3 separate regions of the Homo sapiens genome follow, and all the other regions are linked to region 1. The links are chromatin loops, found by intact Hi-C in ENCODE. Cell type or tissue: endothelial cell of umbilical vein. All regions are shown on one strand.

Evidence for each region. Hi-C counts contacts between places; a loop is a spot of excess contacts. Peaks named below come from ENCODE experiments on the same cell type or tissue, not always from the same donor. Only the 100,000 strongest peaks of a DNase experiment are listed, where the experiment ranks them.
Region 2: it touches region 1 in a loop (2.1-fold over the local background); 3 of 110 quality-filtered maps call a loop at or near these places.
Region 3: it touches region 1 in a loop (4-fold over the local background); 2 of 110 quality-filtered maps call a loop at or near these places.

What each region holds. Positions count from the first base shown.
Region 1 is chr4:30,765,610-30,773,609 of GRCh38, forward strand. All of the region lies in intron 1 of PCDH7 (protocadherin 7), which reads left to right. Among named protein-coding and RNA genes, the nearest start is that of PCDH7, 49 kb to the left of the region's middle. In endothelial cell of umbilical vein, no CTCF peak of the experiment used is centred here; DNase peaks (open chromatin) are centred at 2,932 and 4,732; H3K27ac peaks cover 2,737 bases.
Region 2 is chr4:30,942,360-30,950,359 of GRCh38, forward strand. The region is part of intron 2 of PCDH7 (protocadherin 7); the gene reads left to right. Among named protein-coding and RNA genes, the nearest start is that of LINC02497, 220 kb to the right of the region's middle. In endothelial cell of umbilical vein, no CTCF peak of the experiment used is centred here; a DNase peak (open chromatin) is centred at 3,462; H3K27ac peaks cover 325 bases.
Region 3 is chr4:31,085,736-31,093,735 of GRCh38, forward strand. The region is part of intron 2 of PCDH7 (protocadherin 7); the gene reads left to right. Among named protein-coding and RNA genes, the nearest start is that of LINC02497, 81 kb to the right of the region's middle. In endothelial cell of umbilical vein, no CTCF peak of the experiment used is centred here; DNase peaks (open chromatin) are centred at 186, 3,336 and 4,326; H3K27ac peaks cover 2,859 bases.

The sequences.
Region 1 (8,000 bases):
TATTTTCAAAATGGTATTTTCTAGGCTTACATTTCAGTGTCTAATTGTAAATCCTATGGTGTAAAAAGAAATGCAAGTTTTAAGTATGCAATGTGCCTCTGTATTTACTGTGTTCTCTGATGAGAGTGTGAGCTGTGCAGGTGGGAAGAAGGGAGAGCTGTTTTAATAGCTGAGAGAATTGAAGAAGGCACCAAAGGATTTGAGGCAATAATGACTTTGGATATTCAGGTTGATTAACTGGTACTTCCTCCCCCACCTGTCATTAGAGGTTTACTAGAAGGCAGTCGGTTCTGTTTAGGCAATGCATCAGTCAAAGGGTGGGTCAATTATCTAACCTGCATATTTATAATTGGGAGGGAGCAGGGAAGAGCCAAATTCCCTTAAGACGGAGAAGGGAACCAAATGTGACGCCTGGTAAGAGACACTAGTGGGCTTAGATAAGACGTCACAGGAAAAGTGGCTGGGGACACTGTGCCAGACAGATCTCTCCCATTAAATGTAGGGAAAAAAAAAAGGAACTGATTCTGATGAAAAGCCCCCTCTAATTGCAAAATGTCACTGTGTTATAAGTGAGATCTAGTATTATGACGATTCTAAATTTAAGAGAATATTTGTATACAGTTTTAAGATATGCAACCCATCCAAGAAGGGTGGTGCATGCCAGAAATCCATCTATTTGGGAGGCTGAGGCAGGGGGATCCCTTGAGCCCAGGAGTTTGAGACCAACCTGGGCAACACAAGAAGGCTCCATCTAAAAAAATTTTCTTTGAATAAGACATACAACCAAAATTCAAATTTCTATTACTATTATTTTTTCTTTTGTAAGAATTCACTTGAAAAGTGATTTGATCTAACAAGACTTGTGGTGTGCTAAATGACAATGACACATAATCTGGAATTTAATCTTAAGACAACTGCATTAGGGGGTAGAAGGAAACACAGATTTTTAAATCCATTCAACTGAGATACTGGTGTATTTATAGGCATCATATAATAATGTGTTCTTTGTAGAAGTACTGTATTATATCAAATCTCAAACATATATATATATATATATGTTTATAGTGTGTATATGTGTCAGTAAGACAGTGTCCCATTTATATTTTTAAAAAGCAAGAACAAAGTATTTTCTATACTTTAGACATTATTTTGATAGAAAATTACCAAAAAGGATTTTCTTAAATGTTACATCTGATTTATTTGTATTATAGTTACTGTCATTTTTATCACAGTCTCTTCAAATTGCAATATTTTAGAATTAATCACTGTATTTTTTCAAGTTGCAAACAGATTCATAAAATGTACCATCCATCAAAAAATTTTAAAAGATGGGCTTACAGTTGTGAAAGATATGTATAATATCAAAATTATTACTCATCTCAAATATTTGTTGAAAGAGTTTGACCCGTTGGTATAAACCTATATCTGATACTTTTTTTTTTCTTAATGTCACATCAAGTTCTTAAATCACTAGTGGGCTGTAAATAACAGCCATTACAAATTCTCATAGTAATAACCTGTGGCCACTGAAGTCTTAGTATCTTTTCTCTGAATAGCTAAACTCAGCGTGGTTGCACATTTAATGATTCAATAGCAGGGTATGGATTTGTGAAAAGGAAATATAAAATGTATTTCCTGAATATGGAGTCTTTGTTCAGTATGTTGTCAGGTAAGAATTAGCGGTCTACAGTCATCCACTTTAATCTATGATCTAATCGGAACTCAAGAGCTAAATAAGAACACGGGTGATTAGACCTTAGTTAGTAGGGACCCCTAGGGAAAATTTCAGTGCCACAGGAAGTGATGCTAACGATTCATCAAGTGGTAAACTTGCCTCTGAGAAATTAATGAAGGGGCAACTTCACAGCCCGGGTATGTCTGTTGGATATTTCAACCAATCTGAGTTTTGCTAGCAGAAGTTCAAGGTACATTTTTAAGACAGGACAGAGATGGTAACAAGAACTGTGACGGTTTGTTCATAAAAACCTGGACTCTGATGAAAATCTTCCTTTCATTTGGGCTAGGAATCTTTAGTAGCTCTGCCAACAGTCAGGAAACTCTTAGTCTCCCAGAGGTACTGAGTGGAAAAGCGTTTTAGAATTTAAGTAAAATAGCAAAATCAGATCTTACTAGTAAGGCAGAATGTAGTGCCTACCTTGCAATTTAGAACACTGAATTAGAAATTTGAGAGAATTAAACTTTTCAGAATAATAAAAAATTCTTTGTACTGCTTATCTTCTGAAACAAACATCAATAGAAAGGAAAATTCAAGCCCTGTTCCATTAAAACCATTAAAGGAGCTGGCAAGATTGCAGTTTGCAATTTGTGTAACTTACCTCCTATCCTTCATTATTACAGTTTTATCAGTTGAACATGATATTTATGTCTCCTTTGTCTGAAAACATTGTTTAATAATTTTAATAGTCATTTTACCTTAAAAATGTGATACTCAGAATCAGAAAAATTCAACAGATTAATTTTAATAATTTACTTTTTTAGATAAAATGTTCTCACTCTATGTAAATGTATAGCTGCCATTACAATAAATTTAATGTCATGCATCAATCAATTGATGAGCCTTTAAAGATCTAGCAGTTGTATCTTATTTGATCTCTTAATTTATTGTTTAATTCAATAACTAAATGTACCTTTACTAAGCATATTGGCTAATCCAAGTAGTATGCATACATCTTCCAAGTAGTATGCATACATCTTCCAAGTAGTATGCTTTCACTTGCTTATTACTGGAAATGTCAGAACTTTTAAGAGCGGCTGAAATTATGTCACCAGTAGAAAGAAGGTCGAGTGGATAGCCTCAGCTGTGAAGCATTTGGTTCCTTTTCAGCTTCCCTAGTAAGCTCCATTTGCAAAGGAGATATGAACAGGAAGACCTCAGTTGGCCTGAATCTGAGATTAACCCCCTGTGATTCAGTCCTGCTAAAGCAGGAAATTGGACTTAATAAATATTGTAACTTAGTGAAAGTTTTAGAGCAGGAGATTTTCAAGTAAGAGAAGATACTTTTAAGACAATATCTTGCTGTTTTTATCACCAGTGAACTTATTTAGCCAGATGACAGTGTACATGTACATTTTCTGTCTTATCCATGACTCGGTTTTAAAATTTCAATTATTATCTTGCTATTTCCTACGTATCTTTAAAATCAGCTGGAAACCTTTCTTAGAATTGTGTTCAGCTACACAAAAAGTAAGGACCAACAGATGATGCTATTTGTAGTGAAAACAATTTGAAATAAAGCATAATTTTAAGCTAAATTTCTTCATGGAGTTATTGAGGATGAAATCAAGTCGAGGAGATGATACTTTCAGGTGGCTTTAAAACTGTATAATTTTTACAGCTGAATCAATCTAATATAGATTAGCAATGATTGTGTTTCCACTTCCATACACTATTTAAAATAATTGAATCTAGTGAGGAACATGGATCAGGGTCAAATAAATGTTTTCATAGCAATTATTGGCAGACATTTCCTTTCTGATAAGTTTCTCCAACATAGAAGTAGAGTTTGGATCTAGTTAAGTGTAGATGAGTTGAGTCGTGAGTTTTTCTGATTTTGAGAAACCACTTGCAGAGTTGCAGGACTGTAGGCACCAGGACTTCCTGCACGCAGCTAGTGTAGAGCCACATCTGCCTCCAGCTCCTGCTGACTTGGCTGCACCGCAGCCCCCTTAGGCCCTGCTGCCAGATCAGGTGTGGAGACACTGCAGAGCTGTCACTCCGCATGGTTTCCTGCAAGTCAGCTATCTCGTTCCCATCTGTGTTGGTATTCTTTCCTAGCTTTTTTCACTGCTTGCCTGGCATGCATATATTTATCCGATAAGCCTCAATTTGGCTTTAAGACTTGCCTTCCCAGGTAGAGACTAAAGATGAAATTTCTCCATGCATGTATCTTCCTTTTAATTGTGCTTGTAGTTAATACTTAATTCTTAAATTTGAGATGTTACTGTTTTAAGATACACTCTATCATGCATGTTAGCATCCGTTTACATGTTGTCTATACTATTTTGAGGATCTTAATGCATTAAGATCCACCCTGTTGTGAGTTTTGTTTGCTTTATGGTGTAAATAAGAGAAAATGAGATTACTTCAGTATATAAGGACTTTTTTCACTTTATGTTTATCTTACATAATTCTTTAAGCTAAGAGTTTACACTGTTCATCAGTTTTTACTTTTTAGAAGGAACTTATTCAGATAGCTTTATTATTAATATTCAGATGTGCCATCCTGCAAAGTCAGGGATGGATTACAAGGTGTGATACTTTTAGTCCATAAATGGTTTTTCTATAGCTAGAGCTTGATCCTTTGTGCTTTGCACCATTAATTGGCATTTTCAGCTATATTCTTGATTATGCAGCTAAAATTTAGCCTGAAGTGGCCAATCCCGCAGGCTTTGTACTTGAAAAACACCCATTGAATTTATTAAGAGTGGTGTACTCGTAATGGCCATTGGAACAGGCTTGGTGGGTATCCTGAGTTCAAAAATGAAAGGGCAGATGACTCAGGTACACCATGCTGTGATTAGAGAGCTATGAACAGCTTTCTCCACTTGCAGATTAACATCATTTCATGCTCTATTTTCAAACAAGTAATATCTGTTCTAAAAGTAGATTCCACCAGTGCTACTAACGTACCAAGTTCCAGTTGTCCTCACATGAAATAGTCCATCAGGTTTTCTTTTCCTTCAAGGAATAAATCATTATTGCTTTCATGTATTTTGGCAGATTTCCTTAGTTATGGGAATGTGGTTTGAAATGGTTTATGACTTCCTGCTTCTAAACAATAAGAAATAGCTTGAGTGTCTTGGCCCTATTACCCAATATGTTTGTTATGGAAACTGTTTGGGGTGAAGTAAATGGAAAGAGAAATATGAAACTCAGGTGGGAATTGAGTGCTAGCTGGATGATAGCTTGTACATTTCTGCCTTATAGATTCATTCACTGCAGTAACAGTAACTGAATGCCTACATCATGCTAACTACTCTTCTAGCTTAGAAGTTATAATTAAAGTTATAATATGTGCTTCCAGATGATTATAAGCTGGAAGCCTGCCAAAATTCCTATTAAGTACATAGGAATGAAATGCAACTTCCCCATTAAAAAACTGGAAAATTGAACAAAAAAGTCATTAAATAATTTTCACCGTGTTCCATTTGTTATAACTGAAGTTACACAAGAACCACATTTTGAAGGGGAAAACAAGATTGTCTTTCATTTGTCTTTTAAAAAAACAACCATATACACTATATGATTTATTATGAAAGAAATTTTGCAAAATATAAGCAACCTTACTTTCTGTAACTATTTTTTTCCCACCACAGAACACCACGAGTAAGCAGGCAGTTTATGTTTGAGCTGTGACAATTTCAAATGTGAACACTAGATTAGGTCTTCTTAGTTCTGGGAAGGTCACACCCTAAAACTTATTTCTATTGGGAGCTAACATTTCCTTGATAAAATAAGTTACCTAAGTGTTCTAAACAGGAAATAAGTGCTATTTGATCTATTTATTTTCACCAGATGGAAATATTCCTCCACATTTCTTGTTTTTAATTTGTGTTTCTTATTTTGAACGAATTCATAATTTTGCCCTAGCTACATAAAAATGACCATATTTGAACCAGTTCTAGATCTGACAAATGACTGTTGTTAAATTAGGATTATAGGGAAACTCAGAAGTTGTACTTCATTGTCAACAAAACAAAATAAGACTGTAAACATAAGCCCTTGCATTCTGGGACTCTATCCAAACGCATTCAGCAATTTGGCTGTGCCCACCTTCAGAAAAGCCATAATTTGATTCTAGGATCTGGGTACCATAATGCAGTCAGAGGATCTTAGCATTCAATAGGCACTCGTGGGGGCTGGGGGTTAGAAGTTGGTCAGTTCTGTTTCCTTGGCACCTAAAATCTATTCTCCTCCTGGAGCTCTTTGCTGCTCACAGAAAAGAAAAGTACACAATTTTATACATAAATGTGATTTTTAAATTTTGTTTTGCAAGAAGACTCTCAGATTAATCATTCCAGAAAATATTTTGTAACTTTAAGATTTTAACAAATCTGAAATTTTCTTTAATGATTGCAGACACCGGGAATCATAAATAAATAGGAAATTATCCTCGGTTATTAACTGTGAATGCCTTTTTATTTCATAAAATGCTTTATGAAATTTTATCATAAAATCATAAAGGTAACGTAAAGTGATAGAAGAAGAAGGGAATATAGGAATATAGATAGCCTTTTCTTTCTTTCTTTTTTTTCTTTGAGATGGAGTTTTGCTCTGTCGCCCAGGCTGGAGTGCATTGGTGTGATCTCGGCTCATTGGAACCTTCGCCTCCAGGGTTCAAGCGATTCTCGTGCCTCAGCCTCTTGAGTAGCTACAATCACAGATGCCTGCCACCACGCCGGGTAATTTTTGTATTTTTAGTAGAGATGGGGTCTCACCATGTTGGCCAGGGTGGTCTCAAACTCCTGACCTCAGGTGATCCGCCCGCCTAAGACTCCAAAAGTGCTGGGATTACAGGCGTGAGCCACCGCTCTCAGCTATGGGTCACCTTTTCTTGTACACTTCCATAGGTTCTGATTTTGTATAACCAACCTGAAACATGTTTCAATGCCAACACTAAAATGAATGTATTTAGTTAAAACTCTTTGGTTTCCAATATGAGAAATCAGCGGAAGACATTTTATGCTAAAGTTGGGAATACATGGGACCTAATCTTCAGAAATGGATTGGAAATTCAAGGCCATCATGTGTATTCTGTCTCCCTCCCTCTCTTTCTCTATCTCTTTCTTTGTTATCTTTTTCTTTTCTAGAGGTAAAGCATGGCTGACAACTTCATAGTTCCTGAATTAGCCTGTTATATGCCTGTTTACCTACAAAACTGCTACTGTGTTTGGGTGGCTATTTCAAATGCCAGGGAGAGAAACTCTGGCTCAGCTTGGTTAAGAGTTGACTCTTCATTCCATCTGCCATGCCTAGAAGAGAAGAGTCATGAGGCAGGAATATGCCTTCTGAAGGACTGTGACTCTAGCAAGGCAGGGATTTTCTCAAGGAGCTATGGATAGGTATCTTTGAATAATAACAGTGGTAATGATAAATAAACACTTACTGTGTGCCCAAAATTGTGCTCAGTATTTTACTTATGTCATCCCATATACACAGCTATTAGTAAAGTGCTGTAAGTTTTTAGAAAGTGTTTTTACATGTATTATCTTGTTAATCCTAACAATTCCTTTATCAAATAAATGCTATACTTTCTATTTTATTTATTTATCTAATCCCTTTTTTTTGTGAGATAAAGTCTCATTCTGTCACCCAGGCTGCAGTGCAGTAGCACAATCTCGGCTCACTGCAACCTCTGTCTCCCAGGTTCAAGTGATTCTCACACCTCAATCTTCCAAGTAGCTGGGACTACAGGCATGTGCCACCACACAACCAGCTAATTTTTGAATGTTTGTAGAGACGGGATTTTACTATCTTGGCCAGCCTGGTCTCAACCTCCTGACTTCAAGTAAGCCACCCACCTTGGCCTCCCAAAATGTTGGGATTACAGTCATGAGCTACCACACCCAGCCTACTTTCTATTTTATAGTGAAGAATTTCTTGCTAAAAGTTGAGTGTGTTTTTAAGTGAAAGAGCCAGAAGGGAAACCCATGATTTCTGATTCCTGGTTCAAAGATTTTACACTTGAAAGTGGTCTCCTTTCTGCAAGGTGTCAGCAATATAAAAGTATGTGAAACATGGTAGTTGATCAGACGAAAACACCTACAGCCCTGTATTTAGTGTCTGTTAGTAGCATCATGGACCTCTCATAATCATACATTGTGTTTTTCTTCTCTTTTTTTGGATAAACCTTCTATTTTTTTTTTCTTTTTCTTTTTTGGGAATGTATTGCTTAGGAATGCACTCAGCTGCAAGAAATAGATTCAACAGAGTGGAATGAGGGGTTTATGTTTTCCTTATACAAGACTCTAGAAGTCAT
Region 2 (8,000 bases), 180 kb after region 1:
CTAAATTCTTTATAGAGCCTTGATGAAGTGTGCTTTATATTTCAAAATCATGCTTCTCTACAAGGTATAAATTTTTACCTTCAGTGTCCTAATTGGCAGAACTAAGGTACATCAGTGGAAAATCTTTATTTTGTAGTTGAGAAATTGTTTTTCTAAATGTTCTATCCCTCAAGGATCTGAGGACCTCAAAGACTTGAAGATCAAAGATGGCATGATGATGGTGCATTCCTAGCATGGAGAAAAGTCCTAACATTCTCTGTGTACTTTGCCCTTAAAAAAATTATTTTCTAGATAAGTTGGTATTGATTAGTAAACTTTATGAGTAACCCAGGTTAAGAACATCACAATTGCAAATTTGAATTCTTACTACATTGGTGATACACGTTGAAGTATGTATTTATTTACATATTCATTCATTAATTTACTTATTACTAAAATATTGTTGAAATCTAATTTCAAAGACAGCTGCAAGATTCAGGTATAGACAACCTACCTAAGCAATGGAAGAGGTAGGTTAAATTTCTGTCTTGAGTAAGTGTTTTTTTTTTTTTTCCTGACTATGCTACTCTTTACACATTTCATTCTATTTTTATGAATATCCTGGAATACTTTTTGAAAATTACAGTTTGTTTTTCCTTTTTCCCTGGGAGAACATAGGGTGACACTGGGTGGAAATCAAGATTTGCTATGGGTTTGCAAAAACCTGCATAAGAAATAATTCTCTGAGTTTCCAAGGTAGTTTATTGGATATTATCATATTTCTATTTTTAAATCACTTTCATTCATCTTGAACCTCCATATCAATTCTGCTTCATTGCTGCCCTTTTCACCCTTGTTTATAACTTCAGTTATAAACTTCAGTCCTCTCTTCACCACCTCACTGCACCCTAAGCTCTCAGCATGATAACCAATTCACTCTCTTTAAATATGCAACAAAATCAATATATTACTGGTGTGCTAATTAACTGTCACGTGAAAATACTTTGCATATTTCATCTCACTTAATTCTCACTGCATTTTTATTATGTAGGTTTTATTATTTCACCAGTGAGCAAACTAAGGATTACAGTATTTAAGTGACTTGCTTAAAGTCATGCAGCCAGTGAGTGGCTGAAATGCAGTTTGAACAAAATCTGTCAAAACAAAACAAAACCAAACCATGTTCTTCCCATTACATCATGCTATATCTAGCCATGCCTTTCTTTCATCAGAGTGGTCTTAACCTCTTTCGCCTGCATCTCTTCACTGCTGGCCAACTCTTCCTTTAAACCAAACTTGTCCAACTCGTGGCCCAGGATGACTTTGAGTGTGGTCCAAAACACATTTGTAAACTTTCTTAAAACATTATGAGATTTTTTTTTGCTGTTTTTTTTTTTTTAGCTCATCAGCTATCATTACTGTTAGTGTATTTTATGTGTGGCCCAAGACAATTTTTTTTCCAGTGTGGCCCAGGGAAGCCAAAAGATTGGACACCTCTGCTTTAAACTTTACTGCAAGTTTGGTCTCTTTTGTGGAACTGTTGCTCACCACCTCTTCCATAGCTCTTTGCATAACACATCTTGGTACTAGCATATGTCATATTAGGGTCTTAAAAATTTATGTATCACTCTTCTTGCTCCAGTGTGGCCTCCGTGAGGGCAGGATTATTATTTTTTTTATTCCACTCAATATTGAAGGAGCTTAAGCTGGCAGTTCTTAAAGCCAAGTGATCTCAAAACTCCAGGACTCAAAATCATTTCCTGACAATATTAGGATATCATTTGCTCTTTCAATTCTCATTCTCATAAGTGCACAAAAGAATTTTCCTGAGGCTACATGCTCTGTGTCAGTGCAACAGATTGAATTCAGAGCGGATAGGATAATCCAGATATCCTCTAGTAAGATAATCATTCAAGAGATGTGCAAAAGTGTCAAATAATGTCATTCTTCTCACTTTTTTTAAATATAGTAATTTTCTATTAAAATATATTATTTTTGTCAGCATATAATGAATTTATTGTGACTATTTTCAAACATATATATAACTAATTATTTTAAAAGTGTTTTTATTTTAATGTTGAATATGATGAATATCAGCAGATATACCCCACATAAGCAAAAGCTCTTTAGGGTCCTCTATAATTTTTAAAGTGTAAAGGAGGCTTGAAAACCAAACACATAGGACCACTGACTAAATTAACCTCTGGCACCCATTAAATATTTGATTGACAAAACTGAATAATCAAACTAATAAACCAATCCAGTGGGGGAGACTGTAAATGTTCTAGTGAGGACTTAGGTTTTCCGTTATTTTACAAACTTATTCTAACAAACAACTGTAAGTCAGGAAGATAATGAGCAAAACTCATTGCACATATATTAGTTAGAATAAAAGTAAACTTAGAATATTCATTATGTCCATTGTGTAAAATCATGTATTAATTAAAATTAAATTGTAAGCAAATATTACTCAATACAATAGTCAACAGTTAACTAGGTATCCAGGTAGGTTATTAGCTTTTATAAAGGACATAGTGGGTTATGCTATTGTGGTTATACATTGTGAGATTTTTAGGGAGCAGGCTTGTGAAATTTAGAAATTTGAAATCAATTAAGCAAAATATTATACATTTGCCGATAGTGTTTTACAATGTTTTTAATGCAACTAAATCTTGAAATTTTAATAAAGTTGTCACCTAAGAAAAATATATCTCAGCTCCAGTTATGGAAAGCAACATTCTAATTGTCATGAAAATTAAATTAACTTTTAAAAAGAAGCATGTCATATTAAATAAGATTAATGAGCATCTTCAGTTAGAAGGAAAAATAAAATAATATTTTATGTATTTACTCTAGATTTAAGAAATTTTAAACATATGCTACTATTAATACAGCATACTTCAACTTTTCATATATGTGTGTGCATGTATATTATCTCAAATCCAATTGTAATATAATTCAGTAGCTTAGATTTACACCTAATTTTTAAATATTACTCACAAATTTCTTCATTGTATAATTGCTTATTAAAGCTGGTAATTTTAAACACTTTTAAAATTTAAAATTTTACTCAGTTGATTTTTACTGCCATTAAGCTATGCAACTTATTCTTTTAAATCTCAGGAATACTAGAAACACTATTAATGCCTAATAAATGAGCTGTATATAGAATTCATAATTATTCTTTTAACTCATTTATAATTCTTACTAATTTTCAAAAAATGCTTCAGGTCATGCCTACACAACGCTTTTTTTTTAAACAAGTATTCTCTATTTATTTTTTTTAATGTGGTCTCATTTATGTCCTGACTGATAAGCTCACCCAGGGTTTACATGATTATGCACTTTGTAATTTGAAAATACTGTTTGTTCTTCACTTTAAAAGGAAATCAGGCACTAGCATATCTGCAGTTTCCTGATTCCTGTGAAAACATGTGACATTCCTCCTTTGCAAAGGTTTCCAGATTCCTTCTCTCCGTGTTGCCAATCCTGCCGCCACCCAAGGCTGATCTTAATTCCATCGGGCCACAGTTAGTGCCAACAATCAAGGTGACCTCTCCACACTCCAGCCCTGCCTATAACATTATGGACATTATGATTATTAAAATGCCCTTTTTGACGATTATTCAGCCACTACTAGCAAGAAAATCTGAAATGTCTCTGCCTAAAGCATGGCCTCCCCTGAGGAATATGCTAGACTATCTATGGTTGCAGAAGCCCTGAGTATAACCATGACAGACTGTGGGAAAGTTCGAGAGTCAGACCCAGAATGAAAATCTCTGATTTTTCCAATTGTAAGAGAAAATTTACTTTTAAGACAGACCTTACTGATAGGATAAGGAAAACAATACTGTCATCAGGAATATTTATGCAGCAGGGGAATAATCTCTTCTCCTGTATCCTTACACCAGACACACCAGGTTTTGACAAATGTTTAATAACGTAAGCAGAGAACAGGGGTCCCACTGCCTAACTAAACTCCCTGTAATATATTAACATATTGCATATTAATGTTTAATATGTCTCTCCTACCTATCAAGGATGTGTTCTGTTGTTTTTCTCAACATCTATTGTTTTTTCCACCACAAAATCCACCCTGTTTGAACAAACTTCGCTGACTCTCCAGCTCTCACCCACCTCCCTCCCACCACACTGCCTTAGGATGTTTTAACTTCCCTTTCCATAAACTTTTTTTTTTCTTTTCTGCAGCAACTCTTTTTTTGCTGCCATTCTTTTATACACATCCTATCCAGTCTGTGAAAAGCAGTCTCTCTCTTGTGAATAACATTTACTCCTCTTGTATCTTTGATTTTAATCCCCAATTACCTCAGTATTTAACGCCTTATCTCTTTTGTGTGTGTGTGTGTGTGTGTGTGTGTGTGTGTGTGTGACAGAGTCCTGCTCTGTCACCCAGGCTGGAGTGCAGTGGCACGATCTTGGCTCACTGCAACCTCCACCTCCTGTGTTCAAGCATTTCTCTCCTGCCTCAGCCTCCCAAGTAGCTGGGATTACAGGCGCCCACCACCATGCTTGGATAATTTTTTTGTGCTTTTAGTAGGGATGGGGTTTTCCCATGTTAGCCAGACTGTTCTCAAACTCCTGACCTCAGGTGATCTGCCCACCTCGGCCTCCCAAATTGCTGGGATTACAGGCGTGAGCCACTGCGCCCAGCCTTACCCCTTATTCTTTTATCCCAGCTAAAGAACTCATTCCTTGAGGACATGAACCAATGCCTTCTCTGCTTACAGTTGCACATGGTCTCTGGGCTTATTTTACTAAGTCCCACAGCCTTGTGTTATCAGCCTCTTAATATCTGTACTTCTACCATGATCATACATTTTTCCAAGAATGGAAACTAGAAGAAGCCGACTCTAGAGTGGTCAGACCAATAGTGTTTTCCATGCGATTCATATTGTTTCATTGCTGTGACAGATGATTCCTGTCGTTTTGGGAAAAAAAACTTATTACAAACTCTTTATCGTCAGTGCACTTAATAATAACCACAAACTGTCTCTCCATCTACTACTTATTTTTATAAATCATAGGGATCATTTTCCCTTTGTTATTGTTACCAGGTGAAAATCTAACTCATATCGTTGTCCATACCAAATGCCTCATGGGGATGAGGGATGCTTTTATTATCCTGGTCTCTACCTTTCAAATACATCAAATGTATATTTCCTTCACCCAGAAATTGCAGTTCTCTACTCTATCAATTCTTGTATTTTATTTCATTTCTTAATTGTCATATAATAATTTATAGTGTACCTAGCGATGATTCAATGCATATAGTATATAGTAATCACATCAGAGTAATTAGCATATGTCCATCATCTCAAACATTTATCATTTCTTTGTGTTGGGAACATTCAGTGTCCTTCTTCTAGCTATGTGAAACTATATAATATAATAGTGCTATCTGTAGTCATTCTGCAGTGGTAGAGAACACTAGAACCTATTTCTTTCCTCCTATCTAACTATAATTCTGCATCCTTTAACAAATTTTTTCCTATCCCCTCCTCTGCCTACCCTTCCCAACCTCTAGTATCCTCTGTTCTACTTTTTACTTCCATGATTTCAACTTTTTTTAGCTTCTACATGTGAGTGAGAACATGCGGTGTTTAACTTTCTATTCCTGGTTTATTAGACGCTTTAAGATTCCAGCTTCATTTTTTGGAGTTATCCTTCTATGTTGTTTTGGTTATTTATAAACTCTGCTATTTATGAAATCATTTTATATTGCTTATTACATCTTAATAAATTATCAGTGTTTTTCTGTGTTTTCTGTGTATATATTTACTTTTTATAGTTTCTCATAAGTATACTTTTCATTACTTTTAATCTCTCCCAGTGCACTGCTAATTCATTATCCCATAATAATCTACCCTTCTTAAAGCCAAAGGAAGAATTTTCTATACATAAAAGTCTTAGCATATTAGCAACTCATATGCAAAAAAAAAAAAAAGCTATATTTCATGCTAGATGCAAGATCTGGCCACAAATTAAGAGCATGTGGATTCTCCTCCTTTTTGGTTTTTGGCTTATGAGATTCCCACATTTGCTTCTTCCAAAGACAAAATTCTGATCCCAAAATAATCACTGAGGAATATTTAAATGTACAAAAAATTAGGTTTAATTTTTTCAACTTTATTTTACTGAAATGCAGAGGTTTTAACTTTGAAGGGGAATTCAAACTTTAAAATATTACATGCAATATCAATTAATGTTTTAAGTTAAATACAAAATTATAGAAATTTATAGAATCCCAAGCAATGGTGCAAAAAGTATATGCTCAATAATATCAGTTTAAAATTAAGTTTGCTACTTTGAGTTGTTTCTTTTACATCAGAGGGCCTAGATGCTACATATGCCTTCAGAATTCTTTGATGTTAATCTCTTATGACAACCAATTAGTTTCCAAATTTCTCAACTCAAGGGCTGACTAATACTATTGCCTAAGCCTTAGGTGGGTCATGTTATTTTAACTAGATACGATGGCTAATCATAAGGAGTGTGTCAAAGACCAGAGGAGTTGAAAACTGGGAAATTTGGAGACACCCTGTCTAAACAGGATTAAGGCTAAACGAAAAGAATTATTGTTTTCCAAACCCTAATGATCCTTGTGATAGCTGCTTTCCCAAACATTGGGATTAAAGGTTAGATTCACATTTAGAAACAAGAATGCAAACACGTATTCATGAATAGCCCTGTCTTTAGAGAAAAATTCATCAATGTCCTAGCCCTTGTGTATCTAATACACTAAGAAACATATTTGTGTATGAAGTCACACACAGGAAAATTAATTCTCTCCTATATTTCATTTTTTTACATTACTTTTCTTCATAAAATACACATCTATTTTTGCAAGTTTATCTTCACTGTGTATAAAAGCTTTTCTAAAGAAACAGTTTAAGAGAAACATTTTTTATATATGATTTGCATTTAAATATAAACATACAAAGTTAAATATTTCTTTTAAAATAAATTCTAAGAGAAAAAAATTGTACCAGTGTTTGTTTTGCAGTGGTAGTATTGCAGAGGTTATTAAAACAACTAATCTTTATTAAAATTCAAATAATTTACTGCCATCAACTGTTTGGTATACAATTTAATTTATTTTTATAAAATTCTGTGCATTTATACTTTTTGAAAGTATACATAGTCCAGATTAAACCATGTCCACAAAAATATAATTAAAACATGAACATTTTAAAAACTTTTATTAGTTTGACCTCCTCCAGTATATAGGGATTCTGTTAAATTAATTTTTTTTATTAAGTTAATAAGTTGAAGTTGTTTTCATGTCAAAATTACATGTCCTTAGGAGGACATGAAAAGGAAGGTGCATTGTGAGACAGTTATATAACAGCTAGGTAGAGACAGAATGAGATGATAATCCTACTGTATGTTAGAAAGAAAATACATATCTATTTGGTATTAGAGTCATCTTATAGTTTTTTTCTGTTGTAAAAAAAAGTTATGCCCATATGTGAAGGTCCTGCCTAGTTAAAAAATGAGGATAAAATGGTGGCTCATTTTGTAGCAGCCAACTGGGTCCCTGGATTTGGAGAATCATAGTTGAAAGACTGTTCAAATTAACACATTTCAAAATACTAATTTGTTTAGATTGTCTTTGAAATTTATATAGATTCTTTTTTTAAAGAAAGCAAACAAACTCAGGGTTTTTGGAAATTGTTTTATTGGCGAGGTCTATGGATGGACACCATTGTATAGGGGCTGCTGATTTTCCCTTTACATATTTCCCCATCTCCCTTCCCCAGGTGTTGCTGCCATCACTACCTTTCCCTTCCTCCCCTTTCCTCATGGCAAGACGCATGGAAGAAGAGTGCTGTTAAGGCCTCTCCATTAATCAACAGGTATGGTGGTTCTCATGAAACAGTGTAGCTGCCCCTCTTCTGCATTCTCCATTAATAGTCTGTCTCTTACATTTACAAGGTGCATTCATTCACTACACAGAGCCTTCTATATGGAAGAATTGTTCAACTTGAGTTTATATGTTT
Region 3 (8,000 bases), 320 kb after region 1:
TGATTAACAAGTGTTAAACTAGCATCTTGACTTAGCAACTGCTAAAATTCATTATAAAGTCAAAAATATATTGTGACATCCTACATACACATCAGACTCTTTTCTCTCTCTCTCTCTCTTTTTTTTTTTTTTTCATCTCTTCCTCTTCACCAGGAAATCTCAGGCTTTCATTTACAAATGACCATGTCAAATCTGTTGATGACAGATTTAGTGCCTAACAGGAAGATACTCTTTAAAGAATGCCAGGAAGTAACAAAGTAAGTTGAAAAAGCAAAATTCTGTATTTTGTCAGCTAGGAAAGGATCAGGAAACTGAGGGCTTTGAATCAGTTAATCCATTTTATTCCTGGTTTTGCTTTGTTTGGAAAAATAGAATCTTTTCATTAAACCTTTGTAGAGGCTTATTAGGTGAGGAAGAAAAATAAGATTTGAGTTCCTCCTTTATGTGAAGCCTATACTGTCTCACCACTTTCTCCTGTTTTTTAACATCCAGACCTGTCTAGAAAAAGAGCAGAGTTCCTTTTATTTGTTTTAAATAAAGAAATTAAAATAGCTGCAAAAATCCTAATTCTTGACCTACAGCATTTCAGAAAACTTTTCAGTCGATGATGTCCCGCAGTTATTTTAAGTCTGTTTTTGCATGCTGTGTGTCTGTGTGTGCACATCTGCACACATGCACACCATAACCTCATCTCATTATATATACAGATGTATTATCTATACACCCAGAGATTTGTAGGCTAAAAAATGCTTGACCCTAAATGTATTATCATACTTAATAAGTATTTTGTTTTGCCTTATATAAGATTTGAGGACAGAGGTATATTATATGGTATGTACAGAGAAAAGTAGTATAGAGAAAATTCCACTTTCAGAAAGAATCAACTTCTGTGGGGATATTTATATGTTTATGTTTCTGTCTCTGTAGGTATAGATACATTTCTTATTTATCTGTGAATATAAATATGTATTCATGGCATCTATCTTAAAACAGGACCACACAATAACATACCTGGCATATTAACAGCTTATGCCAGATAAAGATCAGAATTCCAAAGGGTCAGAGCAAAAGCACAAGGAATAATACATATTTGATCAAAATTCACTTGTAGACTAAGAGTTGATTGGCAGAGAACAAGCAATATTAAGCACTCAGCTCTGCTCAGAGAAACCACAGTGAATACATAGCCAAGAATACCATCTGTTGAATATGAAATTCTTGGATCAAGACATTATAGATACATTTCCCCAAACAGCAGGGACAGAAGCCTTTCTGGAAACAAAATCACAATAGAGTTGCAGAAAGGTGAAGTGAGAGAGAGGCAAATAACTGTTCTCTGCATTGTGGGGAGCAAGTTCTCTTACTGCTAGTGTGGAGTGTGATTAATTACATGGCATGGTTCACGATGGTGGTAGTAAATAAACATACAGCAGGTAGTCACCCTGTTCGAATAATTTCTACATCAGTACGTCAACTGCTAGCTATGGGTAGATCAAAATCTTTTTACTCATTGTGGTGTCTGCACCTTTTTTTCACACTTGGAATTCATTGTGTTCCCTGTCATTCATTATGTTTTATAAAGATAATAGAATGATGGCTGTGTGATATTCAGTAGGAAGATTTATATGAAAAGGTTGATGAATGATACTATTCTTAAGGAAAAACTCAAATACAATGCTATGCGTTTATATTTGGATCTGATATTCTCAGAAAAACCATGTTTTTCTGTACATTAAAATAATACCTTTACTAGAATGGACCTGCATCTTTTTTAGGGAACCAGTCTGGTATCTAGAGATAGATAGTTGTTGACATGGAAAGGATCTGTGTTAATGAGAAGAGACATAGAATGGTGGGCAGGAACAATGACACAGTAGGAGAAATAATAGTGGATACACAGCTGTTAGTGAAAGGACCTCCATTCCTTTAATTGCACACATTGAGAAAACATGGAAACCAATATGAAGGGAACTAAAATGTCGATTAATTCAGAATTTCATCTTGTCGCCGTTTTTGCATTCAGACGAATTACATTAAAACATTTTATTTTTACTTTGGAAAGTTCTATACTTTAGTTTTCTGGAGCATCACATATTAATAGTGGGATATAATCATTATTAACATGTAGTAGGTGCTCAATAAGTAGTTAAGGGAAGAAATATAATGATCATACAATAAAAGCACTCCTTTAAATGCTTTTATTTATTAACTCATTTAATTCTTATAACAATTCTAAGGAGTAGATGCAGTTAGGATCTCTAATTGTTTTTGTAAGGAAACTAAGGCAGGTATTTTAGGTGTAATGCCAAAAATCACTCAGTTAGTAAATTGATTCGAAATTGGAACCCTTTCTCCAGATTCTGTTTCTATCTACTTTGCTATATTGTTTATTCAAAAAGCCATGGTACCTTTTGAATGTGTGTTTTTAGGCCCATAGTAGACATTCATAATGAGATTATTTGTCTCACATGTTTACACAGAGCATCCATTGGGGACATTGTTATTATCTATTTAGAGGATAATAGAATTGCTTCTGTTTGCTTCTGTTAATTTTCTGTTAATTTTGGGAGATGTATATGACTTTAGGTGTCCTGTTATCCTGTTAATACTTCTATCAACAGATTACAAGCTACGTGAAGAGCAGCATAGTTATTTGGGTGAACTTGAATTTATAAAACAACTACTTAGAGAAAGTTTAGTCACTTTTCCCTTGGCTTTCCCTGGGCCTTTCTTTATATCTCATACGTCATAAATTTTGCTTTGTGTTGTATTTGTATACACCTTCTCTCTCCTAGGCCTCGTGAAGGCAAGAGTTATTATTTAATGGCCTTTATAATTTCAACTACCACTGGTAAAACATACATAAGTCAAACATATCAGTAATAATTACCAAAACTAGCAATGAAGAGAACATCTTATATTGTGATTTTGCCTAAAAACATTATTGCTGAGTCTTTTAAAAGAGTGTATTTGTTTTTTTAAAAATGTCAAACAAGTGCATCTGCTCTCTTAGAATTTCTGTATCTATTTCTGCCGTTTTTTAATGTAATCAAATTATGAGTCATCTTTTAAAAATAAGTAACCGTAATTCTTTTCACCTACGTAGTAGAGTGTAATAAAAGCTCCAAGAATCTTAAATGTTTTCAATAATAATGTTAAAATATGTTTTTATGCTTTAATTATTTTAATTACATGTTACAGTATATCATGTGTAACACCTAAAAATATCTTACACTTTAGGTATTCTATCTTTACTTCCTAATATGGTGTGTTTGCACTACATTTTTTGACTGTTTCAGGCATGCTATCTTCTAATTCTGACTCAGTCAGAAAATAGCTAAGAGCACCACTTGTTTGCTTTAGATAAGTGAGTTTCTGGCCATTCATCACCTCTCATACTGAAAATGACCACACTGCAGGGACATTGTGTTATTGGCAAAAGTTGGCCAAATTACATACCAGTAGGTATAATTGGACTATGTCTTCAAAACATTATGTTTATATTATAAACCATAAAAATGTTACAGTTTACAATGAACATAATATAATATATTTTAGGAATAGAAAAAGAATTTGTAATAAATACAGAAAAAACACATATGCCTTTTAAAGGCCACCCTGCTATTTTAACAGTTTAAGGATTTTTGGATACTTTACCAAAATATAAAATGCCAAGAAAATTTTTTTCTTATTTTTTTAATTTTTCTTGGCATTACTTTTGTGTGAAGCTGGGTAAGATTGTAAATTAATCTCTGTACTGAAAAGTGCTATATTAGATGCTGTATATAAAATGCTGTATATTAGATGCTGTTTATATAGATATAAAATATCAAAAAGAGTTTAAATCATAACCATGTTTTAATATTAAATTCCCAGTGTAGAAATATTAAGGCTAAATTCAGAATAGTGACATATTTACGTATGTTTTCTTACTTGAGAATTTCTAAAGCCATTTATAAAAGCTCCCTGTAACAATTTTCATTTTTTCCCCACAATTTTACTTAGTGATGCTCTTTGAATAGTAACTTTAGGTAATGGAGAAGTAACATTATATTCAGAGAACCATCAACTAACTCTCGAAGTATTACGACAAGGAAAAATCCGCAAAATCAGCTCTGTTAATGAGCTCAGCATTTTAGCTTTCAAACATTTCCGTCGAGTACATTTGCTAATTTTCTTTTACAGGCCCCAGATAACTTAGTAAGATTTTTAGAGTGGCTTGTCAGATGTAATTTGACCTAATAATTACCCTTAAAGATGTGATTAAGAAACACCTGACTCAGATGTCGTGTACATAGGCAAACCACAAGTCATCACCCCTTTCTCTCCTTTGATTTCGGTGGCCAAATGCCAAGTCAGCAGGCTATGAGAACTGGCCTTCAGGAATAACCTGCCAGTTTATAGCTTATTCAGGTCATTGTACCTATGCCAAGTAGGCCTAATGAGAGAGGATCCTTGGAAGTGTGCAAGCATTAAATGTATACATGGTTCTGAAAGACTTTATGAAAAAAAAGGAATTCTTTTTTTAGAAAATGTTTATTTTTAATTTTTGTGGGTACATAGTAGATGTATACATTTATGAGGTACATGAGATATTTTGATACAGGCATGCAGTGCATAATACTCACATCTGGGTAAATGGATTATCCGTCACCTACGGCATTTATCCTTTGTGTTACAAACAATCCAATTATGCTCTTAGTTATTTTAAAATGTTCAAATAAATTATTTGACTATAGTCACCCTGTTGTGCTAGCAAATACTAGGCCTTACTCATTCTTTCTAACCATTGAAAAAGGAATTCTTTCCCCACAAAAACCTTGTAAACTGTCTTTAATATACATGCAAACAAATATTTGTAAAAAGGTAATTCAATCACAAAGAATATTTGCAGTTTCACTAATTCGGATATATAATCTAAGGATGCCAAAAATATTTTTCTTCCTCTATAACTCAACATCAACTTTCATATATTTTGATCATTGTTTTTTAATCTTTGAAGTTCACAAATTGATGAGAAGCATAGTATTTTTTAAAGATATTTCTTGACTATTTTTTTCTGTTCTAAAATGTATTGACTAATGCTTAAGTCAATAGTTTAACTCCATGTCTCCATTACAGAATACCTATGAAAAGTGTTATTTAGATGCATTTTTATGCCTCCTCAAAGCTCATGATGTATCTACATTTTTTAAAGATACAAAACTGTTGTAGTTAAAAGCAACTTTATGAAAAACACTTGATGAAGTACATTAATAATTTGTCTCAATATAATGAGTATTTTGAGTGAGATAATGATTAGTCATTTTCAACATTCATTTCTAGCCCAGTTCATTTTTTAGACTTTCCTTCTCCAAAAACTTTTCTGGACATGTCTTTATTATATCCTGTCACCAAAACCTAAAGGTAAGTTTCAGAGCTTGCTGAGGAGTTATGACCCACCATGGGAAATAATGAAATGCCTTCACTGACTGATAGATGCATCCAAACCTATTAAGAATATCAATGGAAAATATCAGATGCATAACTTAAATTAGCTTTAAAGTGTGCATTTTTAGCATTCATATACTTCTTACCTGTAAAAGATATTAAAATAGCTACATGACATATATATGTATATATGCTTATTGATTTGATTTGTGAACTTTTATAGAAATATATTAAAATATAAAAAATGAGAAAATATACTTTTTAATTTGAAAAGGAACTTGAATTCCTTCCTGTGATATTAATAAAATGAAAACAGATTAATGTGGAAAATTGAATTACTTAAGTTATCCTAAATATCACCTGGATTTACAGTGATTTTTCAAACTTTTATTAATCAATAATTGGTTTAAGGTCTGTATTTTGAATGAACCATACTATTATGTATTGCAAGATGAAAAGGATAGCATAAAAATGAATTTGATGAAAAAGAATTTTATATCCTAGTTTAATTCCCACTAATCTTCTATCAGTTATTGTGAGGAACATTTACTGAACCAAAGCATAATATGTAATTATACATAAAAATATATAATTCTCACTCCACTTTGACATTTGTGAATAAAGTTTCCACTTAACTCAAGAATTTTACAACTTAGAAACATAGGGAGTGAGATTGTGGATTTATATAATTAAAGAGTAGAGCTAAATGCTTGCATGATTAAAGGAAATGAAAAATTAGGAGTATTTTTAATAGTTGAATTGTGAAATCATAATCAAGCTCAATCTGAAGTACGATGATTTCCATTCTGGTGGTCGTCTGAGTAATTTCTTGTCTGATGGAGTAGCTATTCTTCCCCCACGCACGTGTTTAGATTTTCCATATATTTTACATTTTGAGAAATTGCCTAATTCCCTGTTTGAAGAAGTGCCTGGTACAATGTTGATGTGCAATAGGATTTTCTTATGAATAAGAAAAGTAATCAACAAATATTTTCTATATATACATAGTCTAAAATGTACGTATTTCTATCTCTAAGAAATGAGATTATTCTCTTCCGTATAAATATAAAAGGTAAATGTCAAAATCTTTATCTTTGTTAGCTATGAAGTTGAAATAATAAATGAAATTCAAAGAACCTGCTAGGGATAGACGTTGGGGAAGGAAAAACTGAGGAATTAGAAAAAGCTACAAACATAAGATCAGATTCTAACCTATCAGCAGCGATAACATTTTTATTCTCCAGAGAGAATGGGTTACATTTCTCTGAAACTATTTGTTGTATTAAAATCTCAGAATATTACCATTGAAAGGGCTCCTAGAGATCATCTAGACCAATGGTTCTTAACTGATGTGAGGTTATGAGATGCTTTGTGAATATGGTGGGGGTTAAAGACCTTTTTGCTGGAAAATTACACATTTGCCCAGAATCACGATTTTGCACACAATTCTGCATACATTTCCAGGAATTCCAGTTTAATACAGGCAACCTATAGATGCAATTTAAGAGCCTCTAATTATTCAAAGTTCATTTTATAAATCGGTTGAATAAACTAGAGACCTAGAGAGGGACCAGCCTCTCTAAATCTAATTACATTGACCTTTCCTATCTCTCCAAGTTGTTTGGCCATTTGCACTGATAATGTTTCAAAGCAATCACCACTTTATGCTTAGTTTGTTCTCATTTCTATGACTGGATGGAAATGTGTGGGAGCAATTTCCACTTTCTACCAGAGACTGGTCCAGTTCTAGTACACAATTTTGTCTTTATATAGACGAAAATATTGCATTCTGTCATTTATCTTGTATCTGTGAATGACCATTTTAAAGCTTTGTCTGAACCAGGCTGTCCCACTTCTGTATTAAGAGTGTGCGTCTGCATCTATCCACCAATGAATAATGTGCACAGATAATGTGCAGTAGGGAATCTGTGGTCCAGTGATGGGCACATGGATGATGTATCCTTATTTCCCTCAGATATTGCCTGGTTTTTAAACAGGATAGAATGGTGTTTATTGTAAACCACAAGGAATTATTTTGAATTTCCTAAAATAAGAGCTGTATGACAACTAAAAAATAGCAAGAACATCCATTTTCATTACATTTATTTCATTATAGTTTAAGGGGTATCAATAACAGCACTGTTTGCTTCCCTCTTGCTGTAAGCAGTAGTCAAAAGGTAAATTCTGTTGTTTGCATTACTCCTGTTTAAGAAGAAGCATAATGAAATTTGGTAGGGAGAAAATGACTTACAGCCTTCTTTCTACTTTTTTGTGTTCTTTAAAAATATACATCTCTGAGTCCATTTCTTGAGGCAGTAGAATACCATACAGAGCTAGGATTTTCTTGAACAACATAAGGCCCATATTTGTTTTCTACAGCCTTATTTTGAATTTATAGAAATAAAGTGCAAGGTGCAGTGAATTTTCCACACACACACACACATTACTTGAAAAAGACATTTGTTAACTTAAAACTTAAACGTAAGCTTTTCTTAAAAGCATCAGTGCAAGTATATCCACTACATTGCAAGTCATCTTTGGTTTCTCCTATAATCAATTTAATAATTCTT